Linked DNA regions of Mus musculus: region 2 is linked to region 1. Evidence: chromatin loops called from intact Hi-C (ENCODE). Cell type or tissue: gastrocnemius. All regions are shown on one strand. Links, peaks and the distances in the headings refer to the core of each region. The heading gives the core; the rest is flanking DNA. Region 1 overlaps Syne2 (spectrin repeat containing, nuclear envelope 2). Region 2 overlaps Syne2 (spectrin repeat containing, nuclear envelope 2).

Region 1 (16,336 bases), core at 5,590-9,589:
AAACACTCCTGAAGATTCGTTTTGACGTTGCTGAACCAGTCGTTAAAGTTCTTACACTGCTCTGTAGAAGAAAAGAAGAAAAATCCATGTATTCAGACAGTAATTCATATACTTCATACGAAAGAAACTAGGAACTTGTTTCCCACAGCAGTGGGCAAAGCTGTGACACGTTCTCAAACCCAGTCTGAGGTCCAGTGGAGTACAGAAAGCAATCTGGTGTAGTTTTTTGCACAAACACCCTTTTAAGCACACAGGACATCCAAAGACATCATCAGAGGCAACATGTTTGCAGACACACCCAAACTGACCACATGGCCCCAATGATCATGAAATAGAGATTTAAGGCTTGAAAAGGGGATATTACTTAAACCAGGCATTAACAGTGTTTCCCCCAAGGGAGTTATCCAAATATTATTCCTTTAAATACACTCTGTGCAAGCTATCTGGAGGTTGAGTTTAGATCAGCCTTTGGGCCCACAGTGCTATTTCCGTTTTCCTATTTCAAGATTGACAGAAACAAAGTTCGAGACCCATGATGCTCACCGTTCAGGAACGTGGCAAAGTGGTCCTGCAGCGCGTTCTTTTTGGTATTAAATAGATTGCTGACACTTGCGTACTGTCTTTTCAGTTCGGAGAGCTCTGGAGTGAGGCACCCTATTTGATTTTCCAGGACCGTCATACTGTGCTTCTGCTGAAAGATCTGCTGTTGGATTTCCTGCACACAGAATAAACCAGTCACAGCATCCTCAAACTGGCTTGCTTGCTTCCAAAGCTCATGAGCTCCTTGTTACATACATGTCTGTGTGTACATGTATGTACCGGTTTATACATACATGTGTGTGCCAGGGTGTGTGGAAGCCAGAGTCAACCTCAGATGTCTTCCTTAATTATTCTGCACATTATTATTATTATTATTATTATTATTATTATTATTATTATTAATTTATTTCTATCTAGATCACTGCACTTGTAGCTCATTATTGGCTAGGTTAGCTGGCCAGTGAGTCTCTTATCTCAGTTCCCCTGTACTAAGGTTACAATGTATAGCCAACTTATAGTACAATATGATTTACTTTTTACACATATTTATTTGATATGTGTGTGTTGATGCCATTGTGGGCATGTGGATGCATGCGGAATGTCATGTGGGTTCAAGGGATTGAACTCAAGCCATCAGGCTTGGGGCACTTGCTGTGCTGTCTCACTGGCCCACAATACCCACCCTCAGCTCCACCCCACCCCATCTTCACTAACTACACAAGGCCAAGATCCCCAAAAGTAAGTGTTAGAGAAATCTCAGCAATAGGGAGGAGCTCTTGCTGACATGAACTAGGTCTAATCACTTGCACCACCAATATATATTTTAAAGTAATTAATATATATATATATATATGTATATATATATATATATATATATATATATATATATATATATATATATAGAGAGAGAGAGAGAGAGAGAGAGAGTGTAAATATAGGTCCAAGCATAGGAGATGGGCAGCTGGGTGGTACCTCAAGCTTTGTGAAGATCTCCAGGCTATCAGAGGGAGACAAGGCATTCAGGAGGGACTCAGTCATCCCCATCTGGGTCTTGGCCTGGTCCAGATCCTCTCTCAGCTCAGCTGTGCTCCCACTGGGCGCATAGCTGTTGGATCCCCCTGCGACATGTGTTTTCACATCTTTCATCTTGCTCAGGACAGAGGACTCCATGACCTGAAATCACCAAATGCAGGACACAGCACATGCAGTAAGGAGCCTGTTGCAGCATACCTCAGGCAATGGCTACAGAACAAATTGACAGCTCTTTGTCTCAGAGTGAAAAGTTTCTTACCACATTGTTCTTAAAAGAAACAAGAACTAAGGCTGGGGGTAGTGGCGCACAACTTTGACCCCTACATTTGGGAGGCAGAGTTAGGCAGATCTCCAAGTCCAGCCTGGTCTCCAGAGGGAGCCCAAGGTCAGCGAGATGTACACAGAGAAACCTTGTCTCAAAACCGAACCAAACAAAACAAAAACCAACCAACCAACCAACCAACAACAAAAAGCAAAAAGGAACAAGAGCTACATGAAAAAAATAGAAATCGATACTTTTCTAAGAGAGTAATTGGAATCCTTCCGAAATACATTGCACCCAACATGCAAACCGAAATGTTATGGCACTCATGAGAGAAAACCTATTCCAAACACATGAGATTAAAAACGCATAGAGAAATGAGATTAAAAATGCATAGAGAACATTAATAGCTTTGTCTGGTTTCGAGACAGGATCTCACTAGTCTCCAGCTCTCGAACCCCTGCTCCAGCGCTGGGGTTCCAGGCATGCACCCCCTCACTGGCTAGCACTGATGACATTTTTATGTGTTCAGCAGGAGGTGTGAGCACTTGACATGCAGACTGAAGGAGACTAAGTAACTTGCCCAGGATCACAAAACTCGTTGGCTGTACAGATATGGTGCCATCCATGCGGCTTGCCTAAGAGCGTGTGCAGAAACACTACACTTCTTCAGCCACATGAAATGGAGATAAGTCTCGTCACACAACAGAAAGAAAAAAAAATCATCCTTGAGGCAATTTCAATGACCCTACTCAAGACACAGTCTCCTCCCTACATACACATAGGAAACCACTGTGACTTCGTGTGTAATGCCAGTCAGCATTTCTCCACACGGCAGGCATGTGAAGAAGTACGGGGAGAAAAAGACAAACGCATATTATCACGCCGAATGTGGTCCACACGCCTGCCTATACAGATTCTTAAAATTTCAATTGAGCACAAATAAGTACTCATTCTAATTTCACTTTCTATTTAAATTTAGAATGTGTGGACTATGGCTACCATTTTCAAAGGGACAGAGAATCTTCCATTGAGACCTGAATCCAACTTCCCATACCTGCAGTTCAAGTGGTTTCTCATTGCTCTGAAGCAACGACTGTATGTCAGCCACTCTTCTAGAAAATTCTGCACTTTGCTCTTCGAGTACTTTTAACTCTTCCTAAAACAGAAGGATTTTAAGAGAAATAGCTTTATATCATCTTACTTTTGGAGACCTACGGTTATTATTGCCAATGTACAGAAACTTGAAGGCGCCCTTGGATTTCTCCTAATCCTTTGTTTTCTATTGTTTGTCTGAAGAATAACAAACCCACCAAATGCCTTAGGGGTGAGGCAAAAGACAGCCAAGGGAAGAGTCTCCTCTCAAGACAATAGGTTAGAGTAAGGCTTGCGCCAAGAGGCTGCTTTCATGGCTGAAAAAGCCGGCCAATGTCTTGGCTATGTGTATACAAACTCTGAATGAGTGTGAACACCTTTGGAATCAGGCCCATAGGCTGGCTGTTTATAGTTCTTGCCTTCACATTTTCAAATAACCTATAATTTAAGGCGCATCTAAAAGACCCTTAGAGACGATCAATTTTGTACACACCCCAATTGTCCAGGAAACTGGAAATCAACCTCATATTTAAAAAAACTTTTCCTAACATGTAGAAAAATACATGAATTAAAATTTAAATAAAATGCAAGAAGTTGAGAGATAATGAGATTCGAAGCTTTAGATAAATACATACCCATATTTTTTAGACTATACTGACTCACGTTTCACTGCCAGTATTTAGATGTTTTCTGGTCTAGAAAGGCTTTGTGCAAATTAATGACATTAAATAAATAAGTAGCTAGAAAGAGTTCCCAACTGTGGCGCTGACGTGCGGAGCCTTAGTCATGCTAGAGAGGCATTGTACCTCTGAACTACACTCAGCTACAACAGAAACAATTCTTTCTACATCAAAGGAGGTAATGTAGACTCTTTCCCAATGCCAAACTGAGAGCACGGTTTTTTAAAAAAAATCAGCTTTCTTCTTGTTGGAACCCTTCCTCACATCCTGCATCCACACAGTCCTTGGTTGTCTGTGAATCCCAGAGGAACAGTACATGAAAATATTCGCCTGGATTTCACAGAGCAATCAATGGAGTTGAGAGCCCTTTCAGGGGAAAGTGAAAGAAATACATTGTTTCATTGCAATTATTCTGCCCTGATGCAAAAGGCAAAGGCAACATTAAGGTGACACCAGCCGGTAGCCAGGACCCTGTCTTCTCAGGGTGAGTTACCTTCAGCCTTCCTCTGTCCTCCTCAGTCAGCTCATGGGATTCTGCTTTCCCAAGGATCTGTTCAGTCCACTCATCGATGTTGTTTTTTATGATGAAAAGTTTGTCCCACAAGGCCAGCGCTCGGCCAAGATTTTCACCATATTCTTCTGTCTTCTCATTAATCTACAGCAGATTATAAATAGAAAATATGGACATGGGTGTGGAGAACATTGTTTCATTCTCTTGTTTTGAAATATTTTAATAAAAGCTAATTGTCTGATTCATCAACAAAAAAAATTACTTTCATATATCATGTTGCCCTATCTCTTAAAAAAAAATCTCAGCAGACTTGTTAGAGCATGTGTGTAATTCAAAGCAACTCTGAAAGATCACTGGAAGATCAAGCCCAGGCTATATTACATGAGGCCTTGTCTCAAGAAGGGCATGGTGGCACATGCTCTAATCCAGGCACTGAGGAGAATGAGGCAGGAGTCTCAGTGCAAGTCTGGGGCCATCCTGGGCTTCGTAGTAAGTTAAAACCTAGCCTGTGCTACATAGCAAGACCCTGTCTCAATAAACAAATGAACAAATGAATAAATAAATAGTTATCTGATTAATTAAAAATACAGATAACTCAGTTTGTGACTCACAAGAATATCAAATTAAACTACAAGTGCATCAAGTGTAGAGTTAAATATTAAGATCCTGAATGAAAGGCCATGTGGCTAATTTATTTTCAATATGTTAAATACAATTTTTAAAGATTTGCTTCTTTTTTTTTTTTTTTTTTTTTTTTTTTTGAGACAAAGACTCACTATGAAGTCTTGGCTGACCTGAAACTCTAAGTAGACCAAGCTGGCCTGGAACTCACAGAGATCAACATGCCTTTTGACCACAAGTGCTTGTATTAACAGCATACATCCTTGCCTGGTTATTTTTATTTTTTTGAGACAGGCTCTCATGAAGCTCAGACTGGCCTTCAATTCATTATCTTTATATTACTATTTCCCAAGTGCTGGAATTACAGGTGTACATTACCATGCCTGGCACATACACACACACTGAAGCTCAAGCAAGCACACACACACACACACATACACACCGCACAAACACAAAATCTGGAAGACTAAGGTCCCATTTCTTAGTAACGTCTAACTTTGAGATGTAATTAATTCCTAAGTTATTATACCACATTTTTTACAAAAAAGTAAAATATATTATTTATTATAAAGAATAACAGCTTAAAATTTCAGTATCATAAGAACACTAAAGATATTCTCTCTAAATATCAATTTGTAATGAAACATAATTTTTAGTTAATTAACTGGCCACATACATCAAGCCATCTGTCCACAATAGCATTAGCCTCTTTTTCAAAGGGGGGGTCTTCAAAGGTTTTCATTTTATTCAGATGATATTGTAGGTTTTTACAAATCTGATTTATCTTGTCTACAACTTCTAAATGGTCGCTGAATTCTTCTTTGACAGTTTCAATCTGTAAAGAAAAAAAAAGCAAAAGATATATATTCAAAACATATATAGAGAGAGGCAACTGGGAGAACAATTCTATTTTTTATTATTCAACCTCCCCCCAGAAATGACCGTAAGGGCCGGCAGAATGGGTTAGTGGAGTAAGGGTCATTGGTGCCAGGCCTCACAGCCTTGGGCTTAATCTCCAGGACTCCATGGAGAGGACAAATGACTGCCCTTCCACAAGTTATCCTACGCGCATGCTCTGTGACATCCGTGTCCTCTCTCTCTCTAGGTAAATAAATGTAAAACAAACAAAAGAGATCACAACGCTACGGTAACTGTTCTGCTTTCCCAATGGAAAATTGTTAGAATGCAATTACTTTATTGATAATCTTTACTCAGTTTTCCTCCTGCCCTGCATTATGAAACCTGTATCTATTTTTAAATTCTTGTTTCAGGGGTTTGGTACTGGAGTCAAACCCAAAGTCCCATGCATACCATGCTCAACCTTCATGCCACACTCGGTTACTTTTGGACAGTCTCATTATATACTTCAGGTTGGGCTTGAACTCATGATTGTCCTGGCGATTTTATCACTGGAGAAACTGAGTAAAGGGCGTGACGGGGCACTTCATTATGACATGTGACTACATGTGACTACATGTGAATGAAGATTTATCTCAATCTAAGAAGCTTAAATCTGGAAATTAAAAACCGGGCATAGTAGTCCGTGTTTAAATGCCAGCATTCGGGAGCCTGAGGCATGAGGATTGGCAAGTTCAAGTCTGAGCCTTACCCAGAAGGAAGTGACCGTCCTTGTGAGACTCTGCTGACTGACAAAGGGAGATCTTATCCCTTGGAGTTGCTTGCTGGCTAGCTACCTCTAAGACCTAAGGGAACCATTGGAAATTAGGACAGACTCCGTCTAGGTCTCAAGACCAGTGAATCTCAGAGCTACTGGATAGAACTAGGAAAACCATCTGTAATGCCAGCTAATGGTCTGCTTCATGACCACATACTATCTGTAATGCCAGCTAATGGCCTGCTTCATGACCACATACTATCTGTAATGCCAGGTAATGGCCTGCTTCATGATCTTGGTGGCCTCCTTCAATTAAGTTTGATATGAAATCAGCCACACAGTCACCATCGTACAACTAATGTCACACAGCAGGTTGCTTTAGCATAGTCAGTCAGCTCTGCGAAAATGGGTCTCAGACAAGAGCCATGACTGACAGTCTTGGTGTCACTGAAGCACAGGGGTTAATGGTTCTAAGACTAAGTTTCCCATAAGAATCTGGTTGATTGGAGATAGAGAAATGGCTCAGTGGTTCAGAGCATAGACTGCTTCTGCAGAGGACTGGGGTTCAGTTCCCAGCATGCACATGATGGCTCACAACCATTCAGTTCCAGGGAGCCGGTGCCTTCTGACCTTGGTGGGCACCAGGCATGCATGTGGCACACACATATTCATACAGACAAAACATCCACACACATGAAATAAAAACATCTGTACACTTTTAAAATAAAACAAAAATTTAAAAAGCTAATCTGGTTGATGATACTTCTATTGGGTTACTCTCAAGAAATAGGAAGTTTAGGGTGTTGGAGAGATGGCTCAGCTATCAGGACCTTGGTTCAAGTCCCAGCACCCACATGGGGACTCACAACTGCTTGTAACTCTAGGTCCACGGGATCTAATGCCCTCTTCTAGCCTCTACGGCAGTGGTTTTCAACCTTCTTAATGCTGTAAGCATTTAGTACAGTTCCTCATGTTGTGACGATCCCCAACTCTAAAATCACTTTTGTTGCTACTTCATAACTGTAATTTTGCTACTGCTATGAATCACAATGTGAATATCTGTGTTTTCTGGTGGTCTTAGGTGAGCCCTGATAAAGGACTGTTCAATCTGCCCCCAGCCCCTCCCCCACAGGGGGTAGTGACTCACAGGGTGAGACCCACTGCTTCATAGGCACTAGGTATACAAGTGACAGACAGACATGCAGGCAAAACACCCATGCACACAAAATTAACTCATTAATTGAAAATCGATTTAAAAAGAATAAGAAATTTAATGAAACTATTTACTAATAATCAAATGCATCAAGAGGGCTCCTCGTCATAGATGCTTATGACAGTTTGACATCCCTGTAGCTTAAATCTCATGAGCCAGTGGGAAAGGCATCATTGTAATGTACAGTCATAGAGTAAATAGTGTGATGTATTCCTGTCTAAGCATGTAAATTCATAGAAAATAATGACATCTAGTGTCCAAAAGATGTTGTTCTCCTTAGCATATAGAGCTGGGACTAGTGAAGCCATCAACACAGCTAGCCAACTGGTGGATTTGGCTGGCACATCATTGTAGGAAAGAAATACTGGCATTGTAATGTCCTCCTTGTCTGTAAGCAGCAGAGAGAGATTCCCTACCATCTCATCTCACAGGCCTGCACGAGGGCCCACATTCCCTTTCAGTTAAAGCCCTGGGGCAAGGCTGCAACCCACAGTCTTATAGCTAAGGTTCTATGTCCCAAACCAAAGTAAGTCAGTACCAGCTTGGAAACTGATTTCTTTCTGACTCTGGTGATAGATCTGATAAATTCCTAAGTATTTGGTAAAATAGTCACCACTAAATTCTTTGAAACCAAGTTCCAAAGATGATTTCTTTTATAAGCTCATCAGCCACATCACCACACCGGACAGCTCTTTTGAAAGGAAGGCTCACCTCGGCTATCTTCTTCTTCAGGTTGTCCTTTCCCATGTAGGAAGCTTGCTGGGAGATGATGCCCTCTTCCTTCTGAATCAAAGCTGTCAAGTTGTTTTTAATATTCTGATATTGTCGTAAGAGCTCCAGAGCACTTCCACACTGTTCAAGGCTATGTAGAAGGACAGGAAGGAAACAGTCTGAAATAACACTGTGTATGCTGTAACACCTACTCATACGTCACAAAAGGACTTTCCCTCTCCCCGTGGCTTGATCACATTACCAATAATGATGATGTAGCAAATAGACTGTACAAATAAATAATCACCAGATTCATACCTTTATTAATTGTGTGAATATGTTAACACATGTTAGCTCTGGAGAGGCATACAGGATTATATGTTAACACGTGTAAGCTCTGGAGAGACATATAAGATTACATGTTGTCAAAAACAACACAAGGGTGACCCTGTGATTGGAACTCAAGTCTAAGAAGTCCTTGAGAGGTTCCATGTACTGTCTTCTCTCAAGAACATGTAAGCTCTGCAGAGATAGACAGTACAAAAACTTCAGAATGTTAGCCACACAGACACACTCTCAGATTGAGACGGGATTTTTTTCTCCTACCTCTCTGTGACAGAAGCTTTCGTACTCTCCCACAAGGCTGCTGTGTCTTCACACTGTTGAATCACGTTTTTCTCACTGCCATCCTTGAATCGTGGGAGAGAGCCAGCTATTTTTTGTATGCGCACCTTTTCTTCTTCCAATCCATCTAGGTCCTTATCCAGCCTGAGTAATGACTTTTTCCTAGAGTATGGAATTTTAAAAAAGGTGTATTAGCCAACTGTTAACCCAGTTGACTCAACAAAACATGGGGAATGTCAAGAGAGTGCTTTCATTTGTCCTCGTGAGATTAATGACAAAATTAAACACTTCTACTACAAAGGAATTCCTGGATAATAAGTACAGGAATGCTTTCCTGCATCACAGAGACCAGAGGGCTTTGTGCATTACCAGAATGCTACTTGGCATTTTAGTGAACATATATATGTATATATATTTGAGAGAAACACACACACAGAGAAAGAGAGAGAGAGACAGAGACAGAGACAAACAGACAGACAGCGAGAGAGGGGGGTATGATATAAATAGATAGATGATTAAACAAAGCAAGGGTGAGAGCCAAGGAGGAAGGAAAGAGTGGGACATCATATACATCATATACAAAAAGCTCTCCCAATTCAAAAAGGAGTCATTCAACTAATGGTTTCTCCTGCAAACCAACCTTGAAGTCCCATCACCTGAAGATAAGCTGCAAGAGCTCAGGCCCCACCTCCTTGCCTCCAACTGGCCCTGGAACCACCCTCATGGTCTTTCCTCTGCTGCTCCTTCACCTAACTGCAAATGAGATCCCCACACCCTCCCACTGTCTACGTCTTCATCCTGTGCATATTTGCCCATGTGTAGCATCTTAATTCTTCTCCTTTCCTTCCTCCGAGGTTCACAAAGAGTGAGCTGAGTTTATCCAGAGAGGTTTCTGGCTGATTCACCAGAGAAAGGAGCAGCAGCAGAAATTCTTCTCACGTATCCCCTGCTGTTTTATGATAAGGGACTGAACAGTTTCTGGCTTCAGAGGAACTCAGACAGACAGGCCGCTTCCTCAGCAAGTGGCTTAAACTTAAGGCAGGTAAACGTTTTATTATTATACAGCAACCCCAAATATCTCATAAGACCAAATCTTAACCCTACCAACGTTCTTCCCCCTCCTCTGCCTCAAGGAGAACCAAGAACAGGAAAGAAGAACCTCTGGGGCTGGCCCTCAGCAGAGAACCAGATAAGGTTTAAACCAGGTCGCTTTCTGTTGCTTAGAACCCTCAAATGACATCAGGTCACTCAGAGAAAGCCAGTATGAGTTATGCCCCGTCCCTGCTGTGACACCACATCCCTCGGTGCTGTCCTTTATCACCTCCTTTGAGATCATACTTGGGTTTGTAACTGCTGATCCCTCACCCAGAAGGCTCTTCCTCATGGTGATCATGAGGCTTGCTCTTGGATCTCATTTGATGCGCACAGCATGTCCACAGTGATGCTGCCCCTGGTCACTCACCCAGCCATCCCAACCTCTCCCTCTTCTTTCTCAGGATTCTCATCATCAGTCACACTACATACCTTAGCCCTCCCAGGGTAAGCTAAGCTCTAGAAAAGCCAAGAACTTTCTGTCTATTTTGTTAACTGTGGAATTCCCAATACTCAAAACTGTGTCTAGCACAAAACACATATTTGTCCTATTTGTAGCTACACAAATACACGATTTTCATTTATCAACAATTAATTCATACATTAATATCCATTAATTTTTTGGTGAACATATAATTAAAATTTATTGAAGTAATAACCACATAAATGATTAGCTCCATAGCTCATCACAGACTCTAAGGCTCTCTGAGGATGGAAGCCTCATTGGGCCTGAGCTGAAATTTTGGAAGGGCATATTTAAATATACTAAGGGACTTGGGTCAGCTAAATCCCTAAAGAGACCACCAAGCCAGAGGAGCTACAGTCATAAGACAATGGGAAAGGTCTGGAAAGAAGAGTTAGACTCTACACGAGCAACTCCTGCTAATACCTCAGCATGCATGAGCTGGCGGCCATATTCGGAATGCTGAATACTGCCAACCTCATTCAGTTTCCACTGTGCCTCTTTAAACTCAGCAGAACTCTAATCCTGTTGGGAAGGCCAGAGATGACCAAAGAACTAAGAAAGTCCAGGGACAGGGAGATGGCAGATGGCCTTCTATTGCTGTTCCTGTCACTTTGGGATGGCTGATATTGTCAACGTGACAGGATCAAGAATTGCCTCACACTTGCATGGGTGACTAGAATAAATGAGACATGAGGACCCACACCAGCTGTAGGGACCATCATTTCGAGAGCTGGAACTGGATCTGGTTCCTGGACTAGATCAAAAGGAGACATTGAGATGACCACTAATACCCATGGGTCTCTGCTTCCTGACTGTGCTTGGCTGCTGCCTTGAGCAGCCAAGGTCGGGATTTCCCCTCATGACCTAGCTAACTCCCAAACAGCAAGCCAATAATGCTTTCTCTGTGCAGCCCCTTCTGTCCATATTTTATCACAAGAATGGGAAAATGTAACTGAGACAAGCAACTGAGGCAAATATGAACTCTGTGAGACCGGCTAGGCTCACTCTTAAGGGAACACCACAGTGCATGCAAAGATCGCAGGTCCTTGAAAATAGCACATGTCCTTTTCCCCGTGTCTCACTCCACTGTCCCGTGTCCATGATACATGACAGAGGAAAATATGAACATTTGTAGAGGAACCTTATCAATAAAAAGTAAATCTGTATGAAAGTCTGTTGGAAGGCATGCTGAACAGGAATAGTTAGAGGGATGAGATGGAAACAGAAGACCCAGAAGGGTTGAAACGGCAGCGAGTGTCACCGTGGATGACAGAGAACAACCCCTTTCTTACCGATGCTTCACGGCTGGAGCAGTAGGATCCTTAAGACCAATTTTACTGATCTGATTCTGGAGGTCTTGAATGTTTTTAAAGAGCTCGAGATTTTTGGAACTACAAGCTTCCAGTAACTTCTTGTCCTCAGGAGGTCCTTCCTCTTTACTCTGGCCATCCATGGCCACTAAGTTTACTGACAATGCACCGACCAGTCTTTCACAGGTGGTATTCTCCCCTCCCTCGGCATCCTTAATGTTTATGCCAAGTGTCCTCAGGCGTTCATCCAAAGGCCCGGCCTTCTCTTTCATCAGGAGAATGTCTTCACTCAGCACTTCTGGTGCTTTCGGGGCAGGACGGTCTGCAGGGAGCTCAGCAGAGAGCTTAGCTGCTCTCAGAGATGCCAAAAACCCTTCCAGAGCATCCAGGGCATCCTCCCTCATCTCTACCTTCTGGTTCATGGTCTCCAGCTGGAGTCTGCACTTCAGCACAATGTCCTGGATCGCACACTGATCTAGTGTGTGTAACTCCCTTGGTACAGAGTTACTCGGCTCCTCCAAACTGGTACAGACTCTGATCTGCTTTGCGATGGAATCTCGGATATCCTAAAGCAAAAGAAGACAAAATGAAACCAAAAAACAAACAGTGAGAAGGAGAAGCCCTGTATGCACCATGCACACGCATGAGCACCTGTGCACATGGTCATGTGTTCTCTCTCTCTCACTCGCCCTCTCTCTCTTGCATACATGCAGGAAAACCTGAGAGTGCCGACCATGAGCTACAAAAATGTTTCTGAGTTGAACCAAAGCTGACTGTTTAAGAATCAGCAAACATTTTAATGGCAAATGATGCCAGCTGTTTCTTTACCTGACACCTTCCTCATGCTTGAATTCCATAAGGAAAACAAACATGCGGGTCTACTACTGCAAAGAAAATAATTTCAGGCCAACAGCAATGGGCTCTGCCTGACAACGATGGCAGGGTGTTTAAATGGGATCCGGGATGAAGAATCAACTGAAGACTATGCCAGCCTCAGCCTGAGTCAACTACAATGTTTAGAAATTCAGTCACTAAAGACATTCATAAGAAAGGCTTTATTTCAAATTGAAATAAAATATCCCTCTACTCACTCCTCAGTACCTACCTCTAAATTTCAAGGGATAGAAGAAAGGAGACATGAATAACAAGTCTAAATCACTAAGGAATCTATATCAGTTTATATTCTAAACCTACTCTATCTATGATTAAAAAATGTTTTAAAATCTTTTGAACATCTCTGAAGAATTGAAGGTCTTTTAAATATGGTATGAGAATTTATTCACCCGCAGGTTCTGATAGACACCATCAATCTCAACAGGATGCAGGTCCTGGACAGCCACTGTGCAGAGGGGCAGGTCAGAGGCACACAGGAGAGAACACTCCTTCTCCAGAGGAAGTACTATCTGCAGCGCCATCTCCAGTGACTCCATTCTGGGGTAAACGCAAACCAGAGGTGATGCAAAGATGGTAAGAGCTATCCTATAAAAACATGCTACCCCCTCTCCCCCAGCCTTAAGCCAAGGAAATGGCTACCCAGTAAAATATATATATATATATAGTGACATGTACAAACCATGGCATTAAAACCTAAACCCACGGATCTAAAGTGGGCTGTGATAACTACCTAAGATATTTCAGTGTAGTGACAGTCTTGCTTAAGATAACTTACACACTGAGCCATGCACCAAGCCCTTGGTTTGCCAACCTGAGGTGTACCTGGTGTTAAGAAGCCCGTGAAGAACCTGTTCATTCCCCTTTAATAAGTCTCTCTCCTGGTTAAGCACAGGCTTCTCCGCGTCGCTCATCAGTCTTCTTAAATTCAGTGAAGTGATTTCAAACTTCTCCCAGTGAGCATCAGTGTCAGCCAGTAAGACCTAAGTGAAATAAAGGAGGCACTGTCTCAAGTCACGGGTCAAAGGCTCAGTTACCCTTCTCTCACAAAACCAGACACTTGCCAGCCTATCCGAGCCTAGAGGGATAGGACCTATCCTATAGGGAACAATGGCAAATAGCTCTCACTCAGAGACCAGCAAGAAACAGACAGGGTACCTATGACCAAGTCTATTCCTACAGGACTCACTGGAGGAAGGAGAGACCCAGCTCACACAAATTGTCCTCTGACCACCACATGAATGCTGACATGCAAAACCTAAACACTCACATGATTAAGTGAAATGCAATTTAAAGGAGGAGGAGAAGGAAGAAAGAACACAGCAGCAACAGCAGCAGCAGCAGCAGCAGCAACAGCAGCAGCAGCAGCAGCAGCAGCAGCAGCAGCAGCAGCAGCAGCAGCAGCAGCAGCAGCAACAGCAGCAGCAGCAGCCTCATTCAATGAGATTAAACCAGCTGATGATACAGCTTTAAAAGGTTTCCAAAATCACTCGCCACCCCCCCACACACACACACACAAACCCCTCAAATACAGGAGCTGAAGAGATGCCTCAGTTGGTGAACTGCCTACCATACAAGCATGAGGAGCTATGTTTGATCCCACCACACAGGTAAAAAGCTAAGCACGGGGGTGCATGCTTGCTATCTCAACACTGGCAGGCAGAGACAAGAGGATTTTCGGGAGGAGTTTCTAGATGCTCCAGAGAGAAGCCCTGTCTCAAAAAGTAGGTGGAAAGTATTAGAGAAGACTCCCAATGCTGGCCTCTGACCTCCATATGCATGGGCAAGCACATGTACATACATGAACACACACACATATGTACACAACAGGCACAAACACACAAATGAAGTAACAACCACTCTACTTTTAGTACTAAATTGTTACATTCTTAACTCAAAGGAAACTTGGAATGAGAGAGTGCCAGAAGAGTTCGATGTCAGATCTCTTGGAGCAGGAATTACAGAAGGAAATGAGCCCCCTGACCCGGACACTGAGAATGGAACTTGCACCCTCTCTAAGAGCAGTGCGTGCTCATGACCCCTGAGCTCTCTCTCTCCAGCCCTCTTTCAAAGGCTCCTTTAAGAACGATCAACAGGCTCACTTGTTCTTCACTTTTCTGGAGACAGATGTACATTTCCAACCAGCTCATTATATATACAATGTCTTAACCATGTTATAAACATGCTTAATCCATCAAAGATCTGATGGGTTTGGTCCACTCCACTGAAAGAGAAGCTAGATGGCAGGTGTGGCTGGGAGTTGCCTAATAAAAGAAGGAAACCAGGTAAGGTGGGAGGACACTATAGGAAGTGGGAGGATCCTGCAGGAAATGGGAGGTCCCTGCAGGGAGTGGGAGGTCCCTGCAGGGAGTGGGAGGTCCCTGAAGGAAGTAGAAGAACACTACAGGAAGTGGGAGGTTCCTGCAGAAAGTAGGAGGACTCTGCAGGAAGTGGGAGGACCTTACAGGAAGTGGGAGGTCCCTGCAGGAAGTGGGAGGACCCTGCAGGAGATGGGAGGACACTGAAGATTAGACCACAAGGCAATAAATGAAAACCCCGAACCAAAGTCTGTCCTGGCTTTTGTATGTGAAAGCAAATCCAGGCAGAGGAACATGAGAAATGCCATCTAACAAAGAGACATCTTACACATGTGACCTCCACAAAACTGCCGCAGCTCTCTCTATTCAAGGGGTGTAGTCTGCTACAGTGAGGACTGATGCTCAGAGGTTACCTGCAGTTCTGCCAGTTTACTCTGCAGGCAGGCGCTGCTCCTCTCCTGCTCACTGGCAAAGTCAGACGTCACCCTGGATTTGCTGTCTTGCAGGTGTTGCTCAAGAAGCCCCCTTTGTGTGTCATACCTGGGAGAAATTTAAATGCAACATGACTTAGTATGGGGAAGGAGTAGAGAGGACAGGGCAAAGAATAATGAAATGTGTATGTATGCATTTATGTGGAATGACATGGTGAAACCCATTTCTTGTTTGTTAAACAAAAAATAAATAAATAAATTGATAACACTAAAATTTAAAATTTTTAAAACTTAATTTTAAAATAAGATAGAAGTACTTTTAAATTACTTAGTTGTGCATACAGAAATGCCCAAGGAATTTCTGCTTAAATTAGAGCCACATGCCAAAACTATAACTAAAGAATAATACAAGTCTTAAAAATGCATAACATGGACAGGTCAGATGGCTCAGTGGCACATGCTTTCAAGCCTGAGGACTTGACTTTGATTCCCAGGACCCATGTGACAGAAGGACTCCTATAAACTGTCCTCTGTTTCCACACACCTGCACCCACCAATGCACCCTCATCACAAATGAATAAACAAACCTTAGTAAAAGGCAGGGGTATCAAGATGGCTTAGTGGTTAAAGGGACCTGCCACCAAGCCCACATGCACACATGCATCCACAAAAAAGTGTGCATGTGTGTATATATACATGCATATTGTGTGTATACATATACATCATATATATAAATGTACATATCTCATATTATGTATATATCACATATATAAATGTTATACCACACACAATATGTATATTACACATATATGATATATCACATATGTTATGTATGATATATGCATGTATGTGTATAGATCACATGCTGCCACTGGTAAAAGATTTTCAGTGGTCCTCACTGTTGAAAAGGACATTACCTCTCCT
Region 2 (16,336 bases), core at 6,645-10,644, 120 kb before region 1:
AAATAAAAAGGTAATGCCCTCCCAAGCATATAGTCAAACCCATGACACATGTTGATCAATACAGGAAAGAACAAAGAAAACATCTGATCTGAGTAGGACACTGAAGGCTTAAGGCAAACTGAAACAAGCTATGTCCAACATAGAAATGAGGAGGGCTCTTGACTGACTCATGCTTCCAAAAGGAGCAGTGTGCCAATCAACAGCTCCTCTCACAGGAGGCCCCGCCTCCTCGGCAATTCCCTGCTTGCTCCGTGGTATATGATTTAGCAAGATGCTCTGGACAAAACCCTAGCATCCTCTCCTCTCGGACTCTTTTTTCCCCCCCTTTATGTGTAACATCCAAACCACTTCCCAAATCCTTGTGGGGTTGGTTCATTTCTTACTCACCTTCAGGTCCCAGTTGAAATGCCACCAACCCAGAGACCACCCAAATCTAAGGAAGCTACTAGCTTCTCTGTTAATTATATATACAAAGTGATTACAATCTGGTATTTTCTTTAATTGATTAAGTTAATTAGTCCTTTAGTTGATTTCCTAGATGCATTGAGAAGAGCAGAGTCTAGTCCTTACACTGTGATGAGGACAGACACCAGGACAGAGAGGGTGCTCAGTCAATACTGGATGGCTGGGTAAGTGAGAGAGGCCAGCCCAGCATTTCAGGCAGTGATAAGGCAACTGCCTGCATTTCTGGTGGAGAGCGACCCCTCTACTAAAGAGGGAACATATTTAATAACTTGCTCTGAGTTTATGCTCATTAAGCAACTTTCCTTTCATTTTTCATATGTTGATTTACTTATAGAATGCATGTCGGGGTGGGGTGCATCTGCTATACGGTGCTTATCTGGAGGTCAGAAGAAAACTTGTGGGAGCTAGTTCTTTTCTTCTATCATGTGAGTCCCAGGGATTGAACTCAGGTCTTCAGGTTTGGCAACAATCGCCTTTACTCTCCGAGCCCTCTTGCCAGTCCCTAAACCCTTCTGATGCACATTTGGTTGTCTGAATTTGCTCTTGAAGAGCAAGCAGCCCTCCCATCTGTCACTGCATCTGTGGATACCTTATACATTAGCCAGTGCCCTCAGAGTTTGAATGGTGTGATCCCATCACCACAGACCTCTCCTGTTCTACCCACCCACTGGCCTAGCATGCATCTTTCACACCCTAGAGAGAGCATCTCTATTTCTCAGTAAGACAAAGCTTCACACTGCACAAGACTAGCGACCAGGCTATGGGTGGTCATACCTCGCTGGCCTCCCATTTGCATAGAACACACTCGGGTCATGACAGAAAACATTAAATCTCAGGGGGCTGGGGAGAGGTCTCGGAGACTGAAAGTATTCTCTGCTCTTTCAGAAGACCAGAATTCAGTTCCTAGCACCCGCACATCAGGTGGCTCACCACAACCCCAGCTCCAGGGAGGATCCAACACCTCTGGCCATTTTGGGGTACCTGCACTCACATGCACATGTCCATACATGTAATTAAAAGTAATAAAACTAAATTTAAATAAAATGTCAGTTGAGCAAACATCTTGCAATAAAGCTCCCTCGCCCCCTGTGCCTCTCAGGGACAACCCGTGTACACAAACCTTCAGCTCGTGGACCAGGCGCCTGGTTTGGCAGAGGCTGTAACAGTCCTGCTCCTTCACTGCAGACAGTAGTTGGCTGGTGTCGGCGAGGAACCGCAGCAAGTCCTCCACAGAGGTGGTAAAGAACCGCCACTGTGTCACCAGCCTGCTGATGTCACACTTCCTCTGCCGAACACCCCGGGCGGCCCTCTGCCATTGGTCTGACAGCTTGGAGAATTCAGAGACAAATTCTGGTCTAGGGGAAAACCATTGGCGAGAGATTCATAACACAAACATGTACAAAAAGGCACTGGCCAGGACTGACGGACGTTTGCACGCACAACATACACGAAACAAACAACTTCATGAAACCTGAGCCTGAAACAGTGAGGGGTACAGAGCTGGGGGGTGCATGGTTTAGAAGGTACGCACACACAACCTGGCATTGGGCCAGCATTCCCAGGGAGCATGCCTGGGAAGCATTCCTTTAAAAGAGTTGAGCTGTCTTAACATACGTGATGCCAGGTCTTCCTGGAAATCTAGAAACTGGCAATGGGGAAAAAAACCATACGTGGGCAGGTGCTTTGTAGTGTTACAAATTATTGGACCGAGCATCTTATATAACTGGCACAACTAAGAGTAAGCTTTATTTTATCTGCCCAACTAATTCTTTATAGATGGATAATGCTGCTCACAGGAGAAATAGGGCCTTTAATTGGGTAAGTCATATTTATCATAACATACCATCAAAATAGCTTATTATCCTAAGATGGGCCTGCATGTATTACTCAGGGACTATGAAGACATAGCCTTCATATTTCTCAGCTATGAACTGGGGTCAGGGAGAGGGAAAATGGTAGCAACTGGGACACTCAGAAACGTTTGAACAACTGGACCACCTCTGGATTCTGGCCATGTCAACGAGCTCCATGAGTGATTCAGTTGTGCTCAGCAGGCTAGCCTCAGGGCTAGCCTGCCTGCTGCTACCCACGGACTGCATTGGGAATGCCCAGGGAGACATTTCTCCTCTTGTGACTATGACACTGCTTCATGCTTGGGATAAGAGGACCTTACATCATATTTCAAACAACAAAACCTCATGCAGGAGAAAGCGGAGAGAAAAAGATAATACAGAAGAATCACTCAAAACTTAGTTAATGCACTTGGGGTGGGGGTGGCCCTTTTGAGAATCCTCCATGCTGCCGACTTCATCCACTTACAACAGGAAAAGGCATCATTACCACACTTATGACCATAAGGCACGACCCTGTCCTAAGGTAGGGCTGGAACCCTGTGAGGCTGCGGGGCACGGATGTTGGCAAGGTTTATGCATTGGCAGTTAGAAGGAACAGATCCTAGTACGCACCCTAAGATCTGTAGTTCACAATAACCTATGATGACTCTTAGGAAGAGCTCACAGGCTCCACACAAAGGCATAGATAAGAGACAACTACCCTGAGTGGTTAAAATTCATTTCAGCATTGTATCAATGGGGTAAAATGCTCCTCTGATCACACCCCGTGAACACACACAAAAGCTCTCGCATCAGAAGGCCTGTCGCACCAAGTGCTTTCGCTCCAGAACCCGTCTCGGCTTACCTCTTTTCTATTTCTGCTGTGTCCAGGAGTTGTAAGGACTGGGTCACATAAGCGTCAGCGACTGCCTGGTTTGTAGAGACTTCAGCTTCTAATATCTGTTTATGAACCAAAATATGAATTATCAGCTGATAGGTTTCGCTGTCAGGGATTGGGAACTTGCGCTCCTAGTAAGGCTCTCAGAGGGTCTGTGAAATTGATTAGTTCCCAAGTTATCGGGAGCCAACTGCAAACACATCCGACCATCTAGGAACATAATAGTAGGAAAACGACAGATCTAGCAACAGTAGCTATTCCTAAATGCCTGTGACCACTGATGACAGTTAAGGAAGACAGGCGCTCCTTGTGTTCCATTTGGATGTCTCTTTTCCCTGTGCCCTGCCTCGGGGACGTGGCTGAGGAGTGGCAGAGCACAGGTTTACCTCGTAGGTTTTCTGTTGCTCCAGTAGAGCAGGGAGGCTGTGGGCAACCTCCACTGAAAGTGATTCTTGGATCTTCTCCAGAACTTGGATCCATCTTTCACAGTAATGAAGGAACTTTTCATTCAACCCATTTCCCTGAAGTTCGCTATAAAGATTTGAAAACAAACAACACTGAGACTTGTAATAATGATCTTAATGCTACCTTTCCCCGAAGCGGCAGTAGAGAAAGGATGCCCTGACCTGTAGTGGTCCAGCGCTGTGGCCGTAGCCCGGATCCACTGCCGGTTCAAGCTTTGTAATGTTTTTATTGTTACGTCACTGAGGGGAAGCCTGAGGCTCTCTTCATTCAAACGTTCAATGTCAGGTGACTGGGCTGTCAGGGCCAGCACGTGGTTCTGTGAGGGGGAAAAAGTACAGATAAAATGTCTACGTGATGAACTGGCCTCCTTACATTAAAGATGAGCAGAAATAGGGCCCAGATAGGTAGTACAACTTGCATAGAGTCAAACAGCTAGTTAGAGTTGGAATTGGGCCTGAACCTAGATTTCTCAGTGGTGCTCCTATTTGGGGATACCAGCCTGTACATATGGAATGACAGCCCTCTGAACTGCCAACTTGGACAGGATTTAGCATCACCTAGGAGACACATCCTCAGGAATGTCTGTGAGGGTATCTTCAGAGATTTAACTAAGGAGGGAAGACCCATCTTCAATGTGGTGGTACCACATAGGCTCCATAGGCTATATAGGTACTCCCTATAGGTACTCCCTATAGGCTGGGAGGCACAGACTGAATAGAGAGAAGCAAGCCAGCTGAGTGCAAAAGTTGTCTCTCTGCTTCCTGACTGTGCTACAAGGTGTCAAGCTGCATCACCCTTCCTGCCATGATGGACTGAAGACCCTAAAACCACAAACCAAAATAGCCCTTTCTTTTTAAAACCTTATTATTATCATTATTGTGTGTGTGCATGCATGGTGTGGAGGGCAGAGGACACCTTAATAGGACTGCTACTCTCCTCCTTCCATCTTTACACGGGTTCTAGGAGCAGAGCCATCTTGCTGGTCTCCAAATCCTTCTTCAAGTTGCCTTTGCCAGAAACTTTGTCATAGCCACGAGAAAAGTAAGCACACAAGAGCAGAACCAAATCAGTACCGAGAAGCAGGAAGGGACGCTAAACTTTGTCTTTATGCAAGACCGAAAATGCATTGTGGTCTTTTTAAAGACCAAATCTGGGCCTTCAGGTCCTATATAGTATATAATCAGTCACTAACATGACCTTCAACAGGCTATTCAGCATACCTATACATCACATGACAATACCTATACATCACATGACAATCTCATCCTCAGTATGAGCCTAGCTAAGTGGGGTGCCTAACCCAGACTTAACCCAGCCTACCCATATTTTCCTCATGTATGAAATCCCCCAGGACAGCCTCTAGGTCAACGACAGGTCAACAGTATGTTAACTGAATGCCTTCCACAATACCCTGAATCTCCCCAACTCTGCTGTCATATTCTAGGGCAGGGTCAACGAACATTTTCTGCAGACAGTCAGCCCATCAGTGTCTTAGCTTTGTGGGCCACCTTGTCTGGAAAGCAACCGTCCAGCTCCGTTCCCTAAGCTAGAATCTCTTGTGGGTAATGCGTAAGTGGAAGGTTGGGCTTAAATAAAATTTTGTTTATAAAACTGAGTGGTGGTCGGGGATCTGGATAACACGCTATCATTTGCTCCTCGTGGGGGTCGTCATAAGTAGTGGTCTTTGGGAGCTTACCAGATCCAGAGTTCTTCAGTGGCTTCATTTTATGTTAATTATACAAAATTTACTAAGGTAATTAAAAAGAAAGAGTGCCCAATTTTAATTGAATATTTTCTATTTGATCTTTAAACTAACTGGAAAAAACCCAATTAATCACAACAGAGAATTCCTTGACTATTTGGGTGCACTCAAGTTAGTTCAAAGTGATTTCAAGATAAAAACATCTATGGACAGTACATGTATATTAATAACATAGGTATATTAATAACTTATTAGTAAGATAGAGTCCCACAATGTTCTGCGGTTTGAGACCTTAGGAAGATAGAACAGGGATAAAAGGGAAGTGAATGGCTGAACTCATAGGTAAGTAGTGTGTGGGCAGATTCATGCAGCAGTAATCAGCCTATGTTTTAGCCCCATGGAAAATTTAAGCCCTTAGGAAAGACACATATTGCCAATACCAGGAACAAGTCAGGAACTTCTTCTTTCTCTTCATGGTAAAGTTTATTCAGATTTTCTTCCTTGTGCACAATAAGGTCTTTTGAATATGCCAGCCGGTCTGTAAAATCCTTAAACTGTGCCAGAACAATCTATAAAGAGACATTTTCATTAGAAAAATTTCATGAGTGCCTAAGACAGAAGTAAGCATATTATGGGCTGCTGAAAGCTCAAGTTATTTTCTGCTCAACATCACCTCAGGGGTCTCTGTAGAGACCCTGGAATCTCATCCTGTGCCTTGGGGTCTTGTAGACCAGTTCCACACAGAGACGGGAGTACTCTGTTCTCTTAGTTCCCACACTACAGCTCGGGAGATGAAGGAAGACTCCAACGACAGCTGTGTTTCCAGCAGCCATACCTGTGTCTCAATTACTTTACTCTAAATCCAGATAACTGAGATCTGAACAGGGTACTAAGCATGCTCCTTGTTAAATTAACATGTTTGATAAAGAACAGATGGTGGCCTAAGAGCAGGCCCTTCCTTGCTCACTTGATTAAGCCAGACTCTGTTTGGGGTGACTTCCCTATGGTGCTGTCCAAACAGTAAAACTGCTTCACAGGATTCAAAAGACTGCGGGTGGCCTGGGCTGTCCACAGTTGCCACTGGATGGAAGGGCAAGACAAACCTCAAATTCATTTGATTTTGCCAGCAGCATCTTTTCTAAATAGGCAGCTGTCTGGAGGGAGTGCCGCTGTCCAGAATGGAGCCCAGGGGTGCTGCGCTCCTCAGGCTGTGGCAGCTGATCCGAGAGGGTAGAATTTTCCAGGAAGGCCTCTTTGGTCTTCTGCAGGTCACTCTGCAGCCCCTGGGGAAGGAGAAAGGAGAGCAAAGTGCTGACTTCTCCCCACCAGCCACCAACCCCTGCCACTGGGCTTCTGTAAACTGTTTTTGTTGTTGCTGTTACTGTTTATTTCAATTGGCTAAGAAAATTTAAGGTTTCTTAAAATGATGTATCCTACCAGTGCCACTCGGAGATTTGGCGGTTTAGCGCTGAACCTGTCATTGCCCAAAAGAATCTTGGCTTCCCTCATGCTTTGTGTTTCTAATTGTCTAACACCTGAGGGACGGAAGGGCAGGCTCTCAAGTCAAGTCATGGATCACTATAGGCTGTCCCTCGCCCCTGACCTTCCGATATAAACGGATTCATGTAGAGTCCGCAGCATCTCACTGGGCAAGCAGACCTCAGGGCACTCTAATTAAATCTGTCATTCACTTTTGATCTGACGTAGAGTGCTACAAGATATAAAACACATCTTGTTACCAAGTTTCATACTACAAAGTATTCGAGTTCTGGCTATTTCCTCCCAGTACTGGAAAAACACCGTAGCTGAAACTGTCCTGTTAATAAACTGTCTAAAATCACTGAATTCCCAGGAAAGCTGTACTCACGTGGCACCAAGGCCAGGATTACTAGTTTTGAGATATTTGAGGGTATGTGTGGCTATGAGCAGGTGTGTTTGAACCATACACTTTATTTACTTATATTTTGGATCGGAGTCTCTTCACTGGCCTAGGCTTACTGATTTGGTTAGGTGACTACCCAGTGAGCCCTGCTGTCTCCACGTCCACAGCACTGGGATTTCAATGGCCACGCTTAGCTTTTGACCTGGATGCTGAGGACTGAATCAGGTCCTCGTTCTTGCATAACAAGTACTTTGTTCACTGAGCCATCTCCCCAGTCCCCATCACCACCACTATATCACCATCATCACCAACATCAGCATCACCACCAGCACCACCATCATCACCATCACCATCACCATCAAGACTTCTTTTTGCTTCAAATTATGTATGTTGTGCTGGCTAGCATTCTAACGACTTGACATATTCTAGATTCATTTGAGTGAGTAAACCTCAACTGAGAAAAGTGTCCCCAGGACACTGGTCTGTGGGTAAGCCTGAAGACCATCTTCTTGATTAATGCTGGATGGGAGTGTGTGTGCCCAGCTCACTGCAGGTGGTGCCACCCCTTGGCTAGTCCTGAGTTACCTAAGTAAACAAGCCACCAAAAGCAAGCCAGTGAGCCATGCTCCTGCCTCGGGACTTGCCCTGCTTTGACTTCCTTTGATGATGGACCGTGAGCTCTCAACACTGGTGCCGAGGAATGAAGCAGGACCTCTAGGGAAGTAGTGCTCGTTCATAACTGCCGAGCCATCTCTCTAGCCCCACCCCACCCAGGATTACTTTTAAAGCAAGAGATTCTTACATGATGACCAGTAACTCCAACTCTAAGGGATCAGACACTTTCTGGCCTCTGTGAGCACCCACACACACATGTGCATACATACACGGACATATGTACATGTCTTACTTAAGGTTTCTATGGCTGTGATAAAGCCCCGTGACCAAGTGAGGCACTCGTGTGGCTTCTACTTGAGATTCTGTAGGAGGGTTTTGCTGATTGTAATGGCCACAACAGACCTGTAAACTTGGAAAGAGGTGGTAGCACACGTCTGCCACCTCGTTCTTCAAGCCCACGTGTCCCATCTCCCCTGTGTCCCGTCTGGTTATTTCTGTGTCCCTCCCTGGTCCCGGCTGTTTTACAGACTGTGGACGTGGCTTAGTTTTCTCCTTGGGCGGGGCCCTGCACCTACCTTTATGTCCTTCAGGGCCCGTGGCAGGATATCTGCCAGGTTGTCTCCAGACAGATTGGTGTTGGCAAGCTGTTGGAACTTTGCTTCCTGCTGCTGCAGCCAGGCTGCCGCTTCTGCGTGAGCATTGTGAGGAGCCTTCCAGAGCTGCAGCTGCCCTCGGGCCTCCTGCAACTGGTCTGCGAGGTCTTGGTTCACTTGGGTCCACCTGGCAGTGTGACAACAGAGCCCTCATTCCACCCTGTCCTTGAGCAAAACTATACACACGAGCTACCAGGAAGTTAAAAGTACAGAGATCTATTTTGATTGTTTTTTTCTGAGACAGAGACTCATTACATAACTCTGACTGTCCTGGAACTCAGTACGTAGACCAGGTTGGCAGCAAATTCACAAGAGATCCTCTTGCCTCTGCCTCACAAGTGCTGGGATTAAAGGCTTGCACCACCACACCTGGCTTTTAAATAGGCCTTATTTATATTGTTCTTGTATCAATAAATTTACTGTGCAAATATAAAAAAACAAAATATTATTTATTTTCAAGTTAAAATAAATGAAAAAATTCTATTTATAGAATTTTTGCTTTTTATTTACTCTTTTAAAACAAACAAAAAACCTTTTCCATGCCAAAAAAAAAAGCTGGGTGTGGTGGCGCACACCTTTAATCCCAGCATGCGGGAGGCAGAGGCAGGCGGATTTCTGAGTTCGAGGCCAGCCTGGTCTACAAAGTGAGTTCCAGGACAGCCAGGGCTACACAGAGAAACCCTGTCTCAAACAAACAAACAAACAAACAGAAAAAGCTAGACAGGCGTAGGTTCCTGACTGTAATCTTATCACTTGCTTAGGAGGTTGAGTCAGTAAGATCATCACAAATTTGAGGCTGGTTGGGACTACACAGTGACTTTTAGGCTAGCCAACAACTTAATGAAATTCTGGCTGAGGATGAGGAGAGAGGAGAAGGGGAAGGAAGAGGAGGGAGAAGGAAGAGGGAGGAGGAAGAGGGAGAAAGAAGAGGGGAGAGGAAGATGGAGAACGAGGAGGAGGATGAAGGGGAGGAAGAGGAGTGGAGAAGGAAGAGGGAGGAGGAAAAGGGAGGAGGGAGGACAAGGAGGAAGGACAGGGGGAGGAAGAGGAGGGAGAAGAGGGAAAATGAAGAGGGAGGAGGAAGAGGGAGGAAGAAGAGGGAAGAGGAAGATGGAGAACGAGGAGGAGGATGAAGGGGAGGAAGAGGAGGAAGGAGGAGGAGGGAGGAGGAAGAGGGAGAACGAGGAAGGAGAAGGGGAGAAAGAAAAGGGACAAAAAAGAGGGAGGAAGAATTGGGAGGAGGAGGGGAGAAAGAGAAGAGAGGATGAAGAAGGAGGACAAGGAGGGAGGGACAAACATTTTAAATGGCTGTACAGAACATTCTGCAGGTTAACTGTTGCACTTGCACGCACGGGGCTGGAGATGTAGCTCAGTGGTAGAACATTTGAGTAGCATGCTCTCAACTTGCAGCAACTCAAACAACAAACAGAAAACACCGACGAAAAGAGAGCTTGTATGTGCAGCAGCAACCTGAGTCCTTTAACAGCAACAGTTTCACCTATGCAGTGAGGGGCGCTGAAAGCCTCCTGTCAGTGAAGACTCAGCGGAGACCCGAGGACAGCCTGCCAGGGCGTGCAGTTTGCTGTCCTACGCTATACTGAACATTGGTTTTGCTTTTGAAGCACAGGGGTCTTCATGGAGAAGACTGGAAGGCAACCGACTTCTCTACATTGTCTCGGGCTTTGGGTCACTTTCCAAGAGATGTTTGACTACATCCATCCCACTATATCCTACGGACTCCCCATTCTACCGTGTTTCTGTTGCTGATTTGGGGTTCCCAGGACCAAGCCTGACTTTTTGAGGACACACTCTGGAAGAGGCTCCATTAGGGTATTTCTAGCTTGATTATTCCAGAAACTGTTGGAGTCACATGAACGCTCTCATGACACTGAGCCTTCCACAATGAACTACACCCTCTGAAGAAGAGCCGCAATAACCATGAAGCCATGTCACTGTGAAGGAGGGAGAAGCTTTTAGAAGATCTAAGCCTAAGGGTCAAGTGAGAGGGTCGATCTTTCAAATTGCATTCCGGGCGTACCTCGAATGAGCATCCTGGCATTTCTCTTCGATTATGCCAGCCATGGAGGGGCAGGAAGCTTTGAGTCTGCCAATGACCTCCTGCAGTTTCTCCCAGCTCCGTTCCCCGTTCTCAGCTTCATCCTGAAGGGCCTGAAGACACAGAAAAAGGTAAAAAGCAGGTGATTGGGCCATCCCAGCCTGGAAGGTAACAGCATCTTGGCCCTTGATGCTGCACATCCGTGACACAAAGATGCAGACCTTACAGGACAATGGCACACAACCAGGAACGGGAAGACGGCGACTGGCAAGACATTCCTTCCTCAAGCAGAACTTAGAAGTACTAAGTTGCCAAACATAGGACACTTGTCCACACACACAATTTCATAAACCAAGAAATGAAACATGCAAAGATTCAAGATACACTTAAAACTTCCTGTGGCTCCCGTGACCAACTTTAAAACCCCAAGACGTGCCTTCGATACCTCTAGTTAAAGCACCGCCCTTTGCTCCTCTGCCAAACAGTACAAAAGCACGTGTGCTTACTATAGCGCTTGCTTCAGCCTTTAACTTTTACCCACAATACCTTTGGCCACACTGGTTAACTTACCTCAAGGTTCTGCACCTGGCAGGCCAAGGCCTGCAACGATAAGACCGCAGGCTTGCTGTGCTCCATGGAATATGTGAGTTGGGTTGTCCTCATGGTGGCCTCATCATAGAGCTTGTCACAGGCCTTCCACTCCTGTAGTACTGATTGCACAGAAGCTCTGAGCTGGTGGACCTGCGGGGAAGCGGAAACCCTGACTCAGCGTTCTAAGACTGTCTCTCATTTTACTTCCTCCCGATGAGTCTATTACTGTATCCAATTTAGGCATTTCAACTTGAAAGCACTGGAGATCTCCACTAACGTCCTGAAGGTGCGAAGGCTAGGCTAAGGAGCATACAGATCTCAAGGAAAGCTGTTTTAACACGGACTAGTGGGAAATAGCCCCAAGATCATGAGGTTCATGATCGTCGGAGGGCAAGGTACCAGGCAAGAATGAGCATCTGAGCGCTGGGTTCAATCACTCTGCCTGCCTTCTGGCTTTGGGCAAATTATTTAACTCTGTCATCCGGTTTCTTTATCCACAAAGCAAATTGATTAATAAAACAGGCAAAACACACACACACACACACACACACACATATACTAATAGGGTTTGTGAAAAACCTTTACAACTGTCAAGTTCTGTAAGTGTAAGATGCTAAGATAGTGCCTGTGCTTAGGTGACTTCGCAAAGCCATCACAAGCTGGAGAGAAGCACGCAGGGCACTCCTGCTGGGCATGCATGAAGGGCAGGCATATTTTACCCACTAGCACATTTTGGTGACAGGAGTTGAGCATTTTACTACTTAGTGAGAACAATCAATGAAGCCACATGTGGGTGCGTGGCTGTAGTCTCAACTCTTGGAAGGCTGATGCAGGAGAGCATTTGCTGAGCTACTCCATGAATTCCAGGCCAGCATGAAGTATTTACGATATAAAGGGCCATGAGATGGCCTACCAGGTAAAAGTGCTTGCATGTAGTTCAGGCAGGCATGGGACATGGAATCTTCCTGACTCAGTCCTTACCTACCTCCCCCCATCCCCCAAGAGTGCTGGGCTCATAGGTATGCATCACCACACCCAGCTTTGATCCCAAAAGACACCATCGGTATGGTCAGAGGGGAAAGAGAAGGAATTCACTAAGGGAGCCTGAACAGAGTAGAAGAGTAGAAGGGAGAGGCAGGAAACCATGTAAATGTGAGAACTGGGCTCAGGTAGAGCTTTAGTGACCAAGCACTGTGATAGCAGAAGGTCAGCTTGTGTTCTCATTCCTATTTGCTAGACCAGAAAACAGGCTTGGGGGAGTGACCTGCCTGTGGGAAGAGATGGGAAAGTGTGGCCATCATTGCTGCCAGGCAGCAGCTGCTGGAATCACAACTGTGTGTCTTTGTGACCAGCTTCTCTTAGTGTGGGTTCTGGGGCTCAAACTTGGGTCCTCACGTTTGTCCCTCACCAACTGAGCTAGCTTCTCAGCCTACCTCCTGCATTTTAAAAACTGACATTTTACTGAGATAAAATTCATGCCTCATATAATTTACCTATTTAAAGATTAAAATCTTACAATTTTAGAACGCATTCTCTACTCCAAAAAGAAACATCATGTCCATTTAGAAGTCCCATCTACTCTTCCAGCTACAGATTCTGTCTCCAAAGTTTTGCTTGTACTCAGTATTTCATACAAATGGATTCAAACATGGTCTTTTTATGAGTACTTATCAGGTGTTAAAGTCCTTTGATACAGAATACATTACTGCTTTAGACAGCTGAATAATACCCCACAATAGAGATATACCTATCACATGTTACTAAGACATCCACAGTTGGATAGACAACAGGTTGCTACCATTTCGGGGTTATCATGGTTAGACGGCTATAAGCATTCACCACCTAGAGAATGGCAAGTCATGTCACGTCCATGTTTAACCTCAAGGAGCTGCCATGCACCTTCCTGATGCAGCCTCGCTTTAGCCCCCACCTGCAGCATATGGCTACACCCTTGCTGTAACACCGCCTGTCTTTAATGCACCATCTTCATGAGTATGACTGGCACTTCACTGTGGTTTTGATTTTTATTCCCCTCATAGCTATTGATGTGCTTATTGGCCATTCACACCATCTTCTGGGGAGAGACATCCATTCAAACAACCTCCCTATTTGCTCCTCCAATTCCTGCTCTGTAACCCGCCATTCTGTACACACAAGCCCCTCCCCAAAGATGCAGCTTGGATCCCACTGCTTTCAATTTCCCCCCACTCTGGTGGCAAGTCACTTAAACAAGCAAGGTTCAGATGAGTATGTGAGCCCCTCCCTGTCTCTCCCATCCTGTAGCCTTTGCACATATTTGCTTTGCTCTCCAGAAGAACAAAGTGCTCAATTCTGATGAAGCTCAGCTCTCTGCCCCCTCCTCTGGCTGCTTACGCGTCTAGTGTCCTCTCTAGGAAGACAGGTATAAACATTTATGTTGCCTTTCTTAATGGTCTGTAGTTTTAACTCTTATGTTTATGTCTGATTCATTTCAGGTTAGACTGTGGACGTGGCATCGAGTTATCGAGCATCATTCTTTTTCATGTTAATATCCGGGTGACCCAGTGTCATACCGTGAAGAAAAAAAAAAAAAAACCCTCCTTTTCTCTGTGAATGATAGTGCTATCTTTGTTGAAAATTCAACTGAAAATTTACTTCACTTTTGGACCCTTCCATTTACTTGTGTGTCTCTCTTATCATCTTGTTATCTGTATCATCTTAATTTAATCCCCATTCTATACTTTTATTACATCATAAATTCATTGCATCACTCTTATCTGTCCACGTGTATTTCCTGCATGGCTTGAGCTCCCTGAGGCACTGGTTCCATCATTGTCTGCTTTCTCTGACTCCTGGTCGTGAGCAGGGTAACTTAGACATGATTGACAAATGATTGTTGGAGCTCATCCGTTATTTCCCCAGAGTCAGGTGAGGCTGCAGGCTGCCTAGGGATTTCAGTCACACAGCCTGGTCTCAGTCCCCACTAGGAACACAGGTTGAAGGCAGATTTCAGTGACTTTTTAACTTCCGTGAGGATGCTGGAGGAAACGGCGGCAGCAAACACATGATCGCTGGCTAACTGTCAGAGCATCCTCCCTGGTGGGACATAAATGCCCTTGGCATGTCTCAGCTTTCTCTCCCAGTGCCCTCATTTGGGGGGGGGGCATCCTGCACACTCTTCTTCCCCTGTCTCTCTGGGGTTCCCCCAATGCTGACCCTGCTCCCAGCTCACGAGGGTATATGCTACAGACCCCTTACTCCCTGCTGCATCTCCCACAGGCGTGGGGGCTCTTTCCTAACTGCTGCTGTGGTGCTGACCTGGAAACAACACCAGATGCTCTGCTGCTCTGAGAGGAGGAGACATTTATGCTTGCCTGAGTGTGTTAGATAAAACAAAGATAGCCAAGCGGATTTCTTGCCTGCCGGGGCCACCGCTTTGCCTTCAGTTATTTAGGACATAAAATGAGACTTGAAATAATTTCTTTTCATTTCAGGATGCTTCCCAGTAGCTCTCCGGCTTTCTAAAATGGGGTAAATCTTCGTGATAAAAGAACAGACACAACAACAAATGAAAAGCTTTGTGAGGAGAAACAGCGGACTGAGGGATGCCTTGTACCTGGCTGGTCACGTTATTCTTCTTTTGAAACAGCTCAACAATTCCAGATGCCATGTCTTCTAACAATGGCACGTCTCCCCCATCCATTGTCAGAGAACTTTGTCTCAACTCGTCCAGAGCTTTAGATTTCAGGGCAAGCTGGTTTTCTATATCCTAGGTAGGCAAGACAAAAAACAAATGTATAATTCTACAGAACAATTAGTAGACAGGAGTTTATTCTTGAACAGGTGTCCTTGAACACTAATTGGAAGCTGGTGTATCTTTCTGTAAAATAAGTAAAAAAAATGCCATTGTAGCATACAGTTACACCAAGCACCACAGCGACAGCGTTTTAACCACAGTTTACTTTTTATAACTATGGAGATTTGTTGTCTCCTTCAACCTTCTAGTAATCACTCACAGAGGCTCATTTAACTAGAGTTCTAAAAGTACTTATTCACCAGTAAGTTGTCATATTTCCTCTACAGTGAAGGGAAAAAAAAATTAAAAGGACTACTTAACTATTAGAAATACCAACACACACACACACACACACACACTCATGCCAAATCAAACAATGATAGTGTATAGATAAGCTTGGTGTTACTAGAACATGATCCCGCCCACATAGCCAGCTGTTCTTTTTGTCCTTCTTCAACTAAGGTGGACTGGGCCCAGGGGTCCTACAGCCCCCCCCACCCCCCCACCCCCCCGCCACACTGGGGCCTTCCAGCACTTCCCACGCATGCCAGCTCCCATCTCACAGTAAGCATCTTCCTTTAAAGTCTGACTTGCAGCACAAAACCTGAACTGGAATGAAGAGACTTGCTGATTACATAGATCCATCAGAAGCCAACCTGCTTGCCTGTGAGGAACAGTGTTTAGTACTGTTTAAATATTTCAGTCTCAAGGCTGGAGAGACAGCTCTGATGTCAAGAGCATCTATCTACTGCTCTTGCAAAGGACCCCAGTTCAATTCTCAGCACCCAGGTGGAATGGCTCAAGGCCGCCTGTAACTCCAGCTCCAGGGGCATCGGCTGCCAATGGCCGCCTCAGGAGCTAGCATTCACCTAACTACAGACATAGATATCACAGACACACATAAATAAAATCATAAGATAAATCTTAAAAAAATTTCCCAGTTCCTCTGAAATGATTATAGACTCAGAGCTGTTAACTATGCTTGTTTACAATAGAATATCAAACTTCCTTAGGCGTCCCCAATTTTAGGCAACTACACATTTCTTTGGTAACTGTCCTTGCTTTTGGTGTTTATAACTATTATCTTACAATACCAAGTATTTCTACATCAGATAGTCTGGCATGGTCTGTCTGTCTGTCTGTGGATAGAAACCAAGGCTACCCAAGTAGAGTACTTAAACCATGCCCTTTAGCTCTTCTATTTGTAGAGTTACAGCTTGGTTGTGAGATGGAGGCGGGCAGGTAGCTAAAATGAACCCATGTCAAGCTTGTTTGGAGGGTAGGACCATCAGAAGGAAACATGCCACAAAGACTAGAGAGTCTGTGGAAGATTTGCTTAGTTTTGGCCTCTGTGCAACTCTTTGCAGCTTCCCGCAGCCGAATGCTGAGCCCTAGGTAGACA

What was found. Hi-C counts contacts between places; a loop is a spot of excess contacts. Peaks named below come from ENCODE experiments on the same cell type or tissue, not always from the same donor. Only the 100,000 strongest peaks of a DNase experiment are listed, where the experiment ranks them.
Region 2: it touches region 1 in a loop (2.2-fold over the local background); 2 of 42 quality-filtered maps call a loop at or near these places.

The regions. Positions count from the first base shown.
Region 1 is chr12:75,926,568-75,942,903 of GRCm38, reverse strand. Syne2 (spectrin repeat containing, nuclear envelope 2) reads right to left here. Exons shown (of 116, transcript NM_001005510.2): 26 at 16,330-16,336; 27 at 15,395-15,521; 28 at 13,489-13,646; 29 at 13,056-13,203; 30 at 11,755-12,338; 31 at 8,887-9,066; 32 at 8,281-8,431; 33 at 5,418-5,576; 34 at 4,103-4,264; 35 at 2,892-2,993; 36 at 1,513-1,713; 37 at 544-715; 38 at 1-61. Among named protein-coding and RNA genes, the nearest start is that of Mir5101, 26 kb to the right of the region's middle. In gastrocnemius, for the core only: no CTCF peak of the experiment used is centred there; no DNase peak of the experiment used is centred there.
Region 2 is chr12:76,047,072-76,063,407 of GRCm38, reverse strand. It overlaps Syne2 (spectrin repeat containing, nuclear envelope 2), which reads right to left. Exons shown (of 116, transcript NM_001005510.2): 85 at 14,755-14,907; 86 at 11,139-11,309; 87 at 10,551-10,681; 88 at 8,435-8,639; 89 at 6,466-6,645; 90 at 5,803-5,931; 91 at 3,822-3,976; 92 at 3,582-3,726; 93 at 3,163-3,257; 94 at 1,586-1,820. Among named protein-coding and RNA genes, the nearest start is that of Esr2, 120 kb to the left of the region's middle. In gastrocnemius, for the core only: no CTCF peak of the experiment used is centred there; a DNase peak (open chromatin) is centred at 8,580.